2 separate regions of the Homo sapiens genome follow, and region 1 is linked to region 2. Evidence: read pairs that join two places in POLR2A ChIA-PET (ENCODE). Cell type or tissue: Panc1. All regions are shown on one strand. Each heading gives the region's core, and the rest is flanking DNA. Links, peaks and the distances in the headings are about the cores only. Region 1 has its middle 34 kb from the start of ADPGK-AS1. Region 2 overlaps THSD4 (thrombospondin type 1 domain containing 4).

Region 1 (5,387 bases), core at 210-5,209, 1.4 Mb before region 2:
TCATTTCCCCTGGGCCCACAGCAGCTTCTGGAATCTCAAAGCTACCTCAAGCTCTTCATTTATGACCTCCCTTTCCCTGCTTTGGATAAGAAAGCTTGATTACTCCTTCAAAGTAAATTTAAGCCTAGAATGCAGCTTGTAACTCAAAGCTGCATTCTAGGCTTAAATTAAGGAAATCTCTGGCTGCTACCTCTTCCTTCTGTTTCCCAGATAAGTTAAAAATAACCACCAACCTTCTAGCCTATTTTTATTAGAAAGGCTCACATGAAATTTTTGTTTTCTCAAGAATTGAAATATTTATATTCTAAACCTAAGAAGACTTTATTAGGAGTCCTGAAGTGTTCACATGATCTTTTCTAATGTCTAAGTTGACTAAGCCCCTGGTCCTGAGTGTGTATTCTTAACTCGTTCTCCATTTTTTGATTGGTGATGCCAGTAAAGACTAGTTCAGGGAGTATAGACTACACATACCCTAGAGCAGTGTTTTTCAAATAATGGATCTTGAACTAATAGCTACTAAATCCATTTGGTGGTTATCACAAAAAGTATAAAAACATCATACATTATAAGGGTAAGTATAAGTAAGCATTGTTTTATAAAATGTCATTGACTGTCTAAGTGTATATAGATTTAAACATACATACATCGCCCTGCAGAATGTCCATCTTTTTTGTGAAGCAGCTAAGCAATAGAAGTGATGGGTATTTATCACACAAGACAGATTATGCAGAGGTGAGTTGGAAGGGTAGGATAAGCTGAACAGGTGGGGGCTTCAGGTTTCTCAACCCTTTGGTGTTTTACAAAGGTATTTTACATATGATTTTATATGAAGAAATCTTTGAAAATCCATTGGCCTAAAAAGGATGCCTGGTGAAGGGTGAGTCTTCCTGAAAAGTGTTGGTACACTCCCTCTGGCTTTCATTTGAAACTGATTTTAGTTTCAGGGAAAAGAAAAGCTGCAGCATACAAAGCACTACCAAGAAGTAAGAGTACAGCCAAAAATCCGTCATCTTATGCAGGTACAGTTTGCATTGTATTCTCTCCTGGCAAGTTTGAGAAGAAATCCAAATTGTACAAAAGGTTTTGAGGTGGTGAGTATTGAATGATGTTGGACAAGTTACCCTTACTGAGCCTTACTTTGCTTATCTGTAAAATGGGGTTAATGGCGGTACCTACCTTCATAGGGCTGTTGATTACAGGAGACTGCCATGTGGAATATTTAGCACAGTATGGGGCACATACTTAAGAGCTAAATAATTGTCAGTTATAACCAAGCTGAACAGACAATTTCTTGGGTCTCTTTAGAACTATTTTAAATCACTGAAAAGCTACTTGTAATAATTTAACATTTTGTTTTCTGGTCTTTTTTTTTTTAAAGGTGAAAATGTTTATATAGTGAAACTGCACAAATTTTAAGTGTGCCATTTGGTAAATTTGTTTTTGTGTTTTTGTTTTTGAGACAGAGTCTCGCTCTGTCGCCCAGGCTGGAGTACAATGGTGTAATCCCAGCTCATTGCAACCTCCACCTCCTGGGTTCAAGTGATTCAACTGCCTCAGCCTCCGGAGTAGCTGGGATTACAGGCACCTGCCACCACGCCCAGCTAAGTTTTTTGTATTATTAATAGAGATGGGGTTTCACCAGGTTACCCAGACTGGTCTTGAACTCCTGACCTCAGGTGATCCAGCCGCCTCGGCCTCCCAAAGTGCTGGGATTACAGGCATGAGCCACCACACCTGGCCTTTTTGTTTTTGAGACAGAGTTTCGCTCTGTCACCCAGGCTGGAGTGCAGTGGCTCAGTCTCGGCTCACTGTAAATTCCACCTCCCAGGTTCAAGCGATTCTCCTGCCTCAGCCGCCCTAGTAGCTGGGATTACAGGTGCCTGCCACTAGACCTGGCTAATTTTTGTATTTTTTGTAGAGATGGGGTTTTACCATGTTGGCCAGGTAACGGTCAGGCGCGGTCTCTACTAAAAATACAAAAATTAGCTGGGTGTGGTGGTGGGTGCCTGTAATCCCAGCTACTGGGGAGGCTGAGACAAGAGAACTGCTTGAGCCCATGGGGCAGAGGTTGGAGTGAGCCAAGATCATGCACTTCTGCCTGGGCAGCACAGCCAACTCTGTCTCAAAAAAAAAAAAAAAAAAAAAAGATTCAGAATGGACAGCCCCAAGCACATTGTCTGAGTTAGTCTTGATCTGCAAGGAGCAGCAAAAATGAAAAGTCTCCATCACCCTAGATAGTTCCTTCATGCCACTTCCAAGTCATCCCCACCGCATACCTCAAGCCCCAGAACAACCAGTTATTTTCCACCAGAAATCAGTTTTGCCTGTTTTCAGAATGCAACTTAAAAATGGAGCCATTCAGTATTTAGTCCTTTGTATAGAGCTTCTTCCATTTAGCATAGTATTTTTTAGAGTAATCCATGTTGCATGTAGTTGGTTGCTTTTTATAGCTAGATAGTACTCCACTGTGAGTACAGAGCATTCCACTTTGGAATTATTATGAATAAAGCTGCTGTCAACAAGTGTTTGTGTAGACGTACTGTCATTTCTCTTGGGTAAAGGCCTATAGGAGGGAAATTGCTGGGTGAAAGGCCTTTTTTCTAAAATGGTTGGACCATTTACACTCCCTAAAACAGCATATGACAGTTGTGGTTGCTTTTCTTCCCCACAACCATCTGGAGTTGTCAATGTTTAATTTTACCCATTTTGACAGGTATACAGTGGTATTTCAGCATGGATTCAATTTGTATTTCCCTAATGACATATGAGCACTTTTTCATGTGCTTTATTGACTATTCATATATCTTTCTTTGTGAAGTGTCCAAATCTTTTGCCTTTTTCTCCCCCAGTTGAGTTGTTTGCTTTGTGTATGTTGTTTGGGTTGTTAGGTTTTTTTGAGTAATAAGAGTTGCATCCAAAATGTTTGGATACAAGTCCTTTGTCAGATATGTTTTGTACTTTCTCCAAGTCTGTGGTTTGATATCCTTTTTCTTAATGTCTTAATGTTCTCTATGCCCAAAGAAATATTGGACCATGCCCATGTCACAAATATAGTCTCACTTTGTATATAAAATGTGTAAGTTTTTATCATGTACAGCATGTTTTGAAATATGTATATATTACCTTTACATTAGCTGTAGGTATATAGCTATATTGAGCTAATTATGCATTGTCTCAGTTTTTTGTGGTGAGAACACTTGAAATCTTCTGTTGGCAATTTTCAATAACTTTTTCTTCTTTAAATTCTTTTGTATTGTATTTTTATATACTAGGAAATTTTCAATAATACATTAAGTAGAGTCACCGTGTTGTACATCTCCCCAACCCCTGCCCCTAGATTGCTTTTCCATACAGCTATCCAGTCGTTCCAGTAACATTGGTTGAAAAGACTTTTCCCATTGCATTGCTTTGGTACCTTTATCAAAAATCAAATGACTGTATAACTGTAAGGTCTATGTATGCACTCACTTCTGTTTTATTGCTCTATTTGTCTATCTTTATGCCAGTGCTACATGAGCACTATTATAGTAAGTCTTGAAGTAAGGCAGTGTAAGTCTTCCAATTTTGGTTTTTTTCCATGATTGCTTTACATGTTCTTGGTCCTTTGTGTTTCCATAACATTTTAGAGCCAGCTTGTCAAGTCAATTTCTACCCCAAAACCTGCTGGGATTATGATAGGATCTATAGATGAATTTCGGAAGAATTTTTATCTTAACAGTATTTAGTCGTACAATGCATGAACATGATATATATTTCTATAATGGCCTTCTGTTTCACACCAGTGCTTTTGCCGTTTTCAGAGTAGAGGTCTTAACGTGTAGTCTGTTAAATTCCTAAGTATTTCGTATCAATAGTATTTGACACTTTTGTGATTTTTTTTATTTTCAAAATTGTTCCTTGTATATAAAAATACAATTGATTTTTGTACATTGACTGTATCTTGTGACCCTGCCAAATCCACTTGGGTGTAGTCACTTTTATTTTAATAATTTATTTTTAGGATTCCTTAGGATCTTCCACATAATCATGTCATCTGTAAAGAGTTTTATTTCTTCCTTTCTAGTCTTTATGCCTTTTTATTTCTTGCCTTATTGCACTGGCCAGAACTCTAGTCCAGTATAAGGCTGAATAGAAGTGGTAAGAGCAAACATCTTTGCCTTGGTCCTGATCTTAGGGGCAAAGTAGTCAATATTTCACTAAATATGATATCCATTGCATTTTTTTTCTCATGGATGCCCTTCATCAGGTTGAAGATGTTCCCATCTATTCTTTATTTGCTGAGAATTTTTATGATTTTGTTTTGTTTTTACTTTCTCAGGGGCTGAGAAGGGTATTGAAGTTTTAGGTTCATAGGAAATTGAGGAAATACAGACACTTGCCATATACCAGCTGCCCCAACACATGCATAGCCTCTTCCCTCCCTATCAACATCTCCCACAAGAACATGTAAAGCAAACATCTCCCACATTTGTTACAACTGATGTATATATACGGACACATCTTTATCACCCAAAGTCCATAATTTACTTTTGGCTTCAGTCTTGTACATTCTGTGGCTTTGGACAGAGTCTCACTCTGTCACCCAGGCTGGAGCACAGTGGCACAATCTTGACTCACTGCAACTTCCACCTCCTGGGTTCAAGCCATTCTCCTGCCTCAGCCTCCTGAGTAACTGGAATTACAGGTGTGCGCCACCATGCCCGGCTAATTTTTGTATTTTTAGTAGAGACGGGGTTTTGCCAGGTTGGCCCGGCTGGTCTGAAACTCCTGACCTCAGGTGATCTGCCCACCTCAGCCTCCCAAAGTGCTGGGATTACAGGCATGAGCCACCACACCTGGCCTGGACAAATATATTAATATAACAACATGCATCCACCACTATGGTATCACACAGGGTAATTTCACTGCCCTAACAACCCTCTGTGCTCTGTTCATCCTTCCCTCCCCACTAATGCCTGGCAACCACTGATCCGTTTGCTGTCTTATAGTTTTGCCTTTTCCAGAAGGCCATATTGTTGGAATCATGTGGGATGCAGCCATTTCAAATTGGTTCCTTTCTATAGTAATACGCACTTCAGTTTCCTACATGTCTTTTCATAGCTCATTTCTTTTTAGAATTGAGTAGTAGTCTTTTATCTGGATGTACCACAGTTTATTCATTTATTCACCTATTGAAGGACATTTTGGTTGCCTCCAGGTTTTGGCAACTGTGAATAAAGCTGCTGTAAACATCCATGTGCAGGTTTTTGTGTGGACATATATTTCTAACTCCTTTGGGTAAATAGGAGTGTGATTGCTGAGTTCTAACATTAAAAGTATGTTTAGTTTTGTAAGAAGCTGCCAAACTGTCTTCCAAAGTGGTTATACTATTTTGCATTCCCAACATC
Region 2 (5,387 bases), core at 298-5,297:
TTTTATGTTCCTCATCCCACACTGCTGTTCTCGGAGTGACATCCCTGAATGAAAATAAAGTAGGCTTAAAGTGTAGACGCACTCCTTCTGCTTCATGTGTCAATGTCTGTTGATGTCAGAAGAGTCTGACTGGGATGCATGATCACTACATGAAGCCTCATGTATAGAGTGCTCAGAAAAGTGTCTGGTACATGAGATAGTGTTGAATGAATGTGAGTTATCGCCTGCAAGGTCCTTGGAAAGCCTTTATAGCCTCCTCTCCCAATCGTCCCACCTACCCAACCTCTGGACCAGTCTCAAGGATGACGCAGCATTTCCCAGAACGTTTGGGCTTGTGAGCCATTGCTCACGATGCTCCCTTCTCCTAGAATGTCCTTCCACCCATGTCCCGTCCCTATGGACAATTCCATTAGGACTCAGCTTAAATGTTAAGCTTTCCTCTATCCCCTCCCAATACTCTGGCTGGAATTCATTTTTCTTTCATCAGGGCTCATAAAAGCAATATGGATAAGCCTCAATCATAGCACACAGGACACTGTGTTACAATTATTCATTTCTTTTCCCCTGGTATCTCTGAGCTCTTTGAGAACGGGACCTGTATGTCCAAAATTTGTATCCCTAACTGACCACATAGGCTCTCAATAAAATTAAAATTTGAAATGAACTCAACTATATCAGCCAATCCTTTCTAAGTCCTAGGGTGTCTATAAGCTTTAGTAAAATTTACCTGGTTTTTAAAGACCCATACTTTTTAACTCCACTCATAACAGCTCCAGCATACACAGTAATGCCTGCTACTTGGTTATGGGGCCATGACCGTGGGAAACATCCTGTAATTTATCTCCATACAAAGTTGTTGGCAAGGGAAACAAACATGTCTGCTTCTCAGGAAGAATGGCTGGCAACCGTCAGGGCTTTGGATAAACTCCGGCCATGTGTCTTCAGCCAGAAGTTTGCTTTGTGGATCCATCATCAAACCTTAACCTGGCTGAGGGCTGCACGTAATAGTGACACCAGAAGTGACGGTCCTGGAAGCTTCAGTCTTTCCAAATGAACATTCAGCATGTTCCTGGTTGGGAAAGGATGTTAAAAGACAAAGAGGACAAAGAGGACAGGAAAGCATCAACTCTGATGGAATCACGAATCTGCCAAAAATAAATGGACATGGCAGTCTTTTCTTTTGTTTAATTAAAAGGCTCACTTTGGAAGCCAAAAAGGACAGATGTGAGAGTACAGGGTTGACATGGTTCTTCAGAGGGGCTTTTACACAAGTGTATCAAGGAGTGTTGAAAAGAACCAGGGCAGGCAAAGTGTGCATGGTAAAGCCAAATGACAGAAGGTAGTGGGTTTCCTAAATGCAGAGAAGGGTAAACACATTACCATTATTTGGTAATTGACTTCTGAATCTATATGGCCCCTGGAAGGGAGTAGGGAGATAAAAAGCAAAGGCATGGACCAAGTTGGGAGAAGTGTTGCAGAAAGGAAACTTGTTTCCATGTTGTTTTCAAGTCCAATCTGGCCATAGAGAACCATCACCAGCCCAGCAGAGAGGCCACGCGAACACCATCTCCACTCACTGGTGACAGTCTCAATAAGACATTGGAGATCGCTGTGTCCTAGAGCTTGTAAGCCTTGCCACAGATGATGTGAGCAAAGAGCACATGTGAGAAGCATTTTGATATTTTGAAGTTATAAAAGATTTGCTTAGTTTGTGTACCAGGAGAAACTCAAGAGCAGATGGCTAGGAGATGCAGCAAGGTGGAAGGCCTGATGAAATCCATAATTTGAGAGGAAAAACCAGAGTAAAATCAATCAACAGAAGCAATGTTGGTTAAGGGTCTATAGTACATGTCTGTTTTATGTATGTATAGTTTCCCTAAAGAAGGGATTTTTCTTTTCCCTTTGCAATCATGATATATGATGTATTATGGTGGGAAATGCAGAAAGCTCAGCTCAGCACCAGGTATCAGATTGGTCCTGCTCCTCACTAGCTAGGTTTGGGCTTCTGCTGTATAAAAGACAGGCTTGCACCAGATGATCTCTAAAACCTCTTGCAGTGCTCATGGCCTGTGATTGATTTACCATGCAACGTTCAATTGTGCTGCAGAGGCTGTTTTCCCACAGAATGCAGATGGACTTCTGCTACTCCTCAGGGCAGTTCCCCAGCCATTGACCTGATACCCCAGGACCACAGCTGGCCTTAGAAAGCACTTCCCAAGCAGAGGTCATCGGTACCCCAACCGGTACAAAGCTGTTCCCACCACAGCGTGGTGACAAACTTGTCTGACTATGCACCTTGAACACAGGGACCTGAGTGGTCTCATGTATCAGGTCAGCTTAAAGGTAATAAAACAGCCACCGCCAGTGGGGTTTCTTAGGAGAGTTACCAACAAGCTTAATACAAAAGTGTGGCCACGTGGTTTGCCTGGAATGATACACTTGCACACAGGAGACGCCCTGAATCTGGTAATGGCACATCCTTGTTCCCAGCTCTGTTATTTTTCCATGTGCCCTCCCCCAAGGCCTCAGCTCACCTCCCCTCCTCATCCCTGCACCATCCTCCTAAACTTCCATGGACAGCTCAAGCTTGTTGGCCATTCTTTCTAGCTGAATTTCTTTCAAATTAAGGAAACTAAACTTCAGAGTTTTGTAAAGGGCTATGTTGGGAGATTTTTATTTTAAGCAATGAAGAAGAAAAATAAAAATTCAAGTCAAAAAATAGTCACTTTTAGGAGTTGCAACACCTTGGTTCCTTATGTGCCAGAGAGCCAGAGGGGAGGTCACTTAAGCGGTCACTGGCAGCCCCAGGTGCAGAACTCAGGGGTCCTGATTCCCAGTAAAGGGTTCATTCCTGTTCCACTTCTCTGCTTGGCAGGGAATGACTAAATTCTAGGGCTCCCCACCAAGAATGTCTGCTTCAAAGTGAAGGTGCCAAAAACGAACATTAAACAGACACCATATCCTTTCTTGTTATATGCTGAAAAGCATAACTTTGAGATATTTTTAGTGAGTAAATGTGGTCAAACTCAAGGACAAAGCTGAGTTCAACTTAATGAAGTTTACATTAATATATCCCACCTTGTTTTTGGCATCAATGTTCATTTTTTTTTTTTTTTTTTTTAGTAATTTGCAGTTTATATAATTATTATAAGGCTGGAAATCTATCTCCCCAGCTGGGCAAGGATACACTATAAATGTGCTAGAATAAAATATAGATGGAGATTTAATTATCATGCTACTCATGCTTTTTAAATAACGGCATGTCAGCACTTCCATAAACCGATTTGCATTACGTTAAAATTAATGGACTGGAAACCTTTGCTTCTGCTGAAATGGACCATCCCCGTCTTTCCCTTTCGCCCTCCACCTCCTTCCTGAGACCAGCTGTGTTTCAGCTCCCCCTTCCCTGGGCCCACACTGAATCTCTGTTACCCTTACAAACCCCTGCTGCCTCTAAGAGTAAGGACCCCTATCCCATCCCAAACTCAAACCTAAGCACATGCAGCCTCATCCCATTTCTCCAAAACATGTGAAAGCAAAAGAAAATCAAAAACTAACTCAGCAATCTTGTTCTTCCTACAGTGGTCTTTGGCTACTGCTGGGTGTGGCCCACTTTTAACCTGTGAGAGTGCCATCCAGTGAAGAGACAATGGGAATGCTACCTCCCAGAGGTGAGCCCAGCAGGGAAAATACAGGCTTCTCAAGGCTAAGGGCAGGTGCTCTGGGGTCAGGGGTCACTGACAGGTGCTACGTAGACAGAAAGGTGATGCAAACGGCCAGTGGCCACACCTTCAAGACATGTTGATAGGGGCAGGGGGAGATGGACAGGCATGTGGAGAAGTGAACAGGCTCGTGTCATCTTTGTTTTCTACATTGTGCAAATGTACGCATGTGAATGAAGAAGGAATGAATTAAGCAAAGAAGTAATTAATACTAAAGAGAAAAAAATAAGAAAGGGAAACAACAATTTTAGGTGCTTTTCTGGGCTGGCCACTTCTGTATCCAATTTACATTTTGTATACAACATATCTACTTTAATCCCTGTAACTCAGAGTAGCCTTGTTTTTAATTAGAATACTGAAGGTCAGAGAAGTTAAGAAATTGCCTATGATCTCACTGCTAACAATTGAAATGGGATTTGAAGCTGGGTCAGCTTGCTCCTGTCCTGGTTTTCCTACCACTCCACGTGGCAAAATGTTGGCAGATGGCATGGACTTGTGAACACAGATAGGAAGGATGGCCCAGAAAAAGAGAATTTATGTCTGAAATACAGAATGGATTACTATAGAGATTACAATACAAGAGGTAACTTCAAAGGAGAGTAGATTTCATAACAAAAATGCAAGAACCTGCATATCCAAATGAGACCACTGCTTCCCTTTACCAGGGTTCCTCTGGAGGCTTGGCACTTACTCCAAAGATGCTGCTGTCTCAAAACATTTATGTAACTCCTTGTTGGAATGCAGTTACACAGCAAGTGACACATTCCTTTTAAATAGCTCATCCTTTAGCAGGTAAATTTGGTTTTTGCTAACAGTCGTATCCTTTGGGACCAAATCTGGAGCAACAATTTGTATTGGGAAGCATAAGTTTTAATCAAAGGCTACAACAGCCATTAGATTAGGTGTGACTATAAAACAGAGAGTTGTCCCTTCTTTAGCTCAATCGGGCTCTGAACACAACTAAGAGCTAAGCTCTGAGCTGTTTTCTGGAGTGGTGGCATTGCCAGAGCACAGACTCGCAAGGTATCTCTGTTGAAAACCAACACTCACCTGGATGTACAGGTCATGGTGAGCAGGTGTTCTGAGGGAAGACAAAGGAAAAGCAGAGGGAGTGTTGACAATTCTGAGCTTCCATATGGCAGACATTCGGGGCCTGTTGGCATGGTCCTCAGAGCAGCAACAACAGCATCAATTGAGGTTCATTAAAATGCAGAATCGCAGGTTCATGTGGACCTACTGAATCAGAACCTGCATTCTAACAACAGTTTTCAGTGGTTCTTCCGCACATTAAAGTTTGAAAAGCACTGGTCTGGAGGAGGAGGCTCTACAAAAGGGTTGGGTATTGAGGAGCCGAAAAGACAACCTGGAACTGAGATTCCCAGGGATGACCTGAAAACAAGCATTTCAAAAGCTCAGAAAAGCAAGATTTTAACTACTCTCATTTTATATTATCGCAACTACATGTCCAAGATTTTACAAAATAGTCTCAGTTTCAAACACTCTGTTCCCTTTGCAGATCATGTATTATGGATGGTCTGGGGCAACAGGGATAGACCCATGGGTATTGGGAATGAGTATGCAGAGGGTAAGATTACTGAAATTGTTATTATGTGGGTATGGAGACGGGCTAGTTAGCATGAAGGACTGCTGAGTGTTTGGGTGGTC

Evidence for each region. ChIA-PET counts read pairs that join two places held together with the same protein. Peaks named below come from ENCODE experiments on the same cell type or tissue, not always from the same donor. Only the 100,000 strongest peaks of a DNase experiment are listed, where the experiment ranks them.
Region 1: POLR2A ChIA-PET joins it to region 2 with 26 read pairs; 2 of 35 experiments call an interaction of 5 or more read pairs at or near these places.

Annotation. Positions count from the first base shown.
Region 1 is chr15:72,745,675-72,751,061 of GRCh38, reverse strand. No RefSeq gene overlaps it. Among named protein-coding and RNA genes, the nearest start is that of ADPGK-AS1, 34 kb to the left of the region's middle. In Panc1, for the core only: no CTCF peak of the experiment used is centred there; a DNase peak (open chromatin) is centred at 2,335.
Region 2 is chr15:71,347,876-71,353,262 of GRCh38, reverse strand. All of the region lies in intron 6 of THSD4 (thrombospondin type 1 domain containing 4), which reads right to left. Among named protein-coding and RNA genes, the nearest start is that of THSD4-AS1, 160 kb to the right of the region's middle. In Panc1, for the core only: no CTCF peak of the experiment used is centred there; no DNase peak of the experiment used is centred there.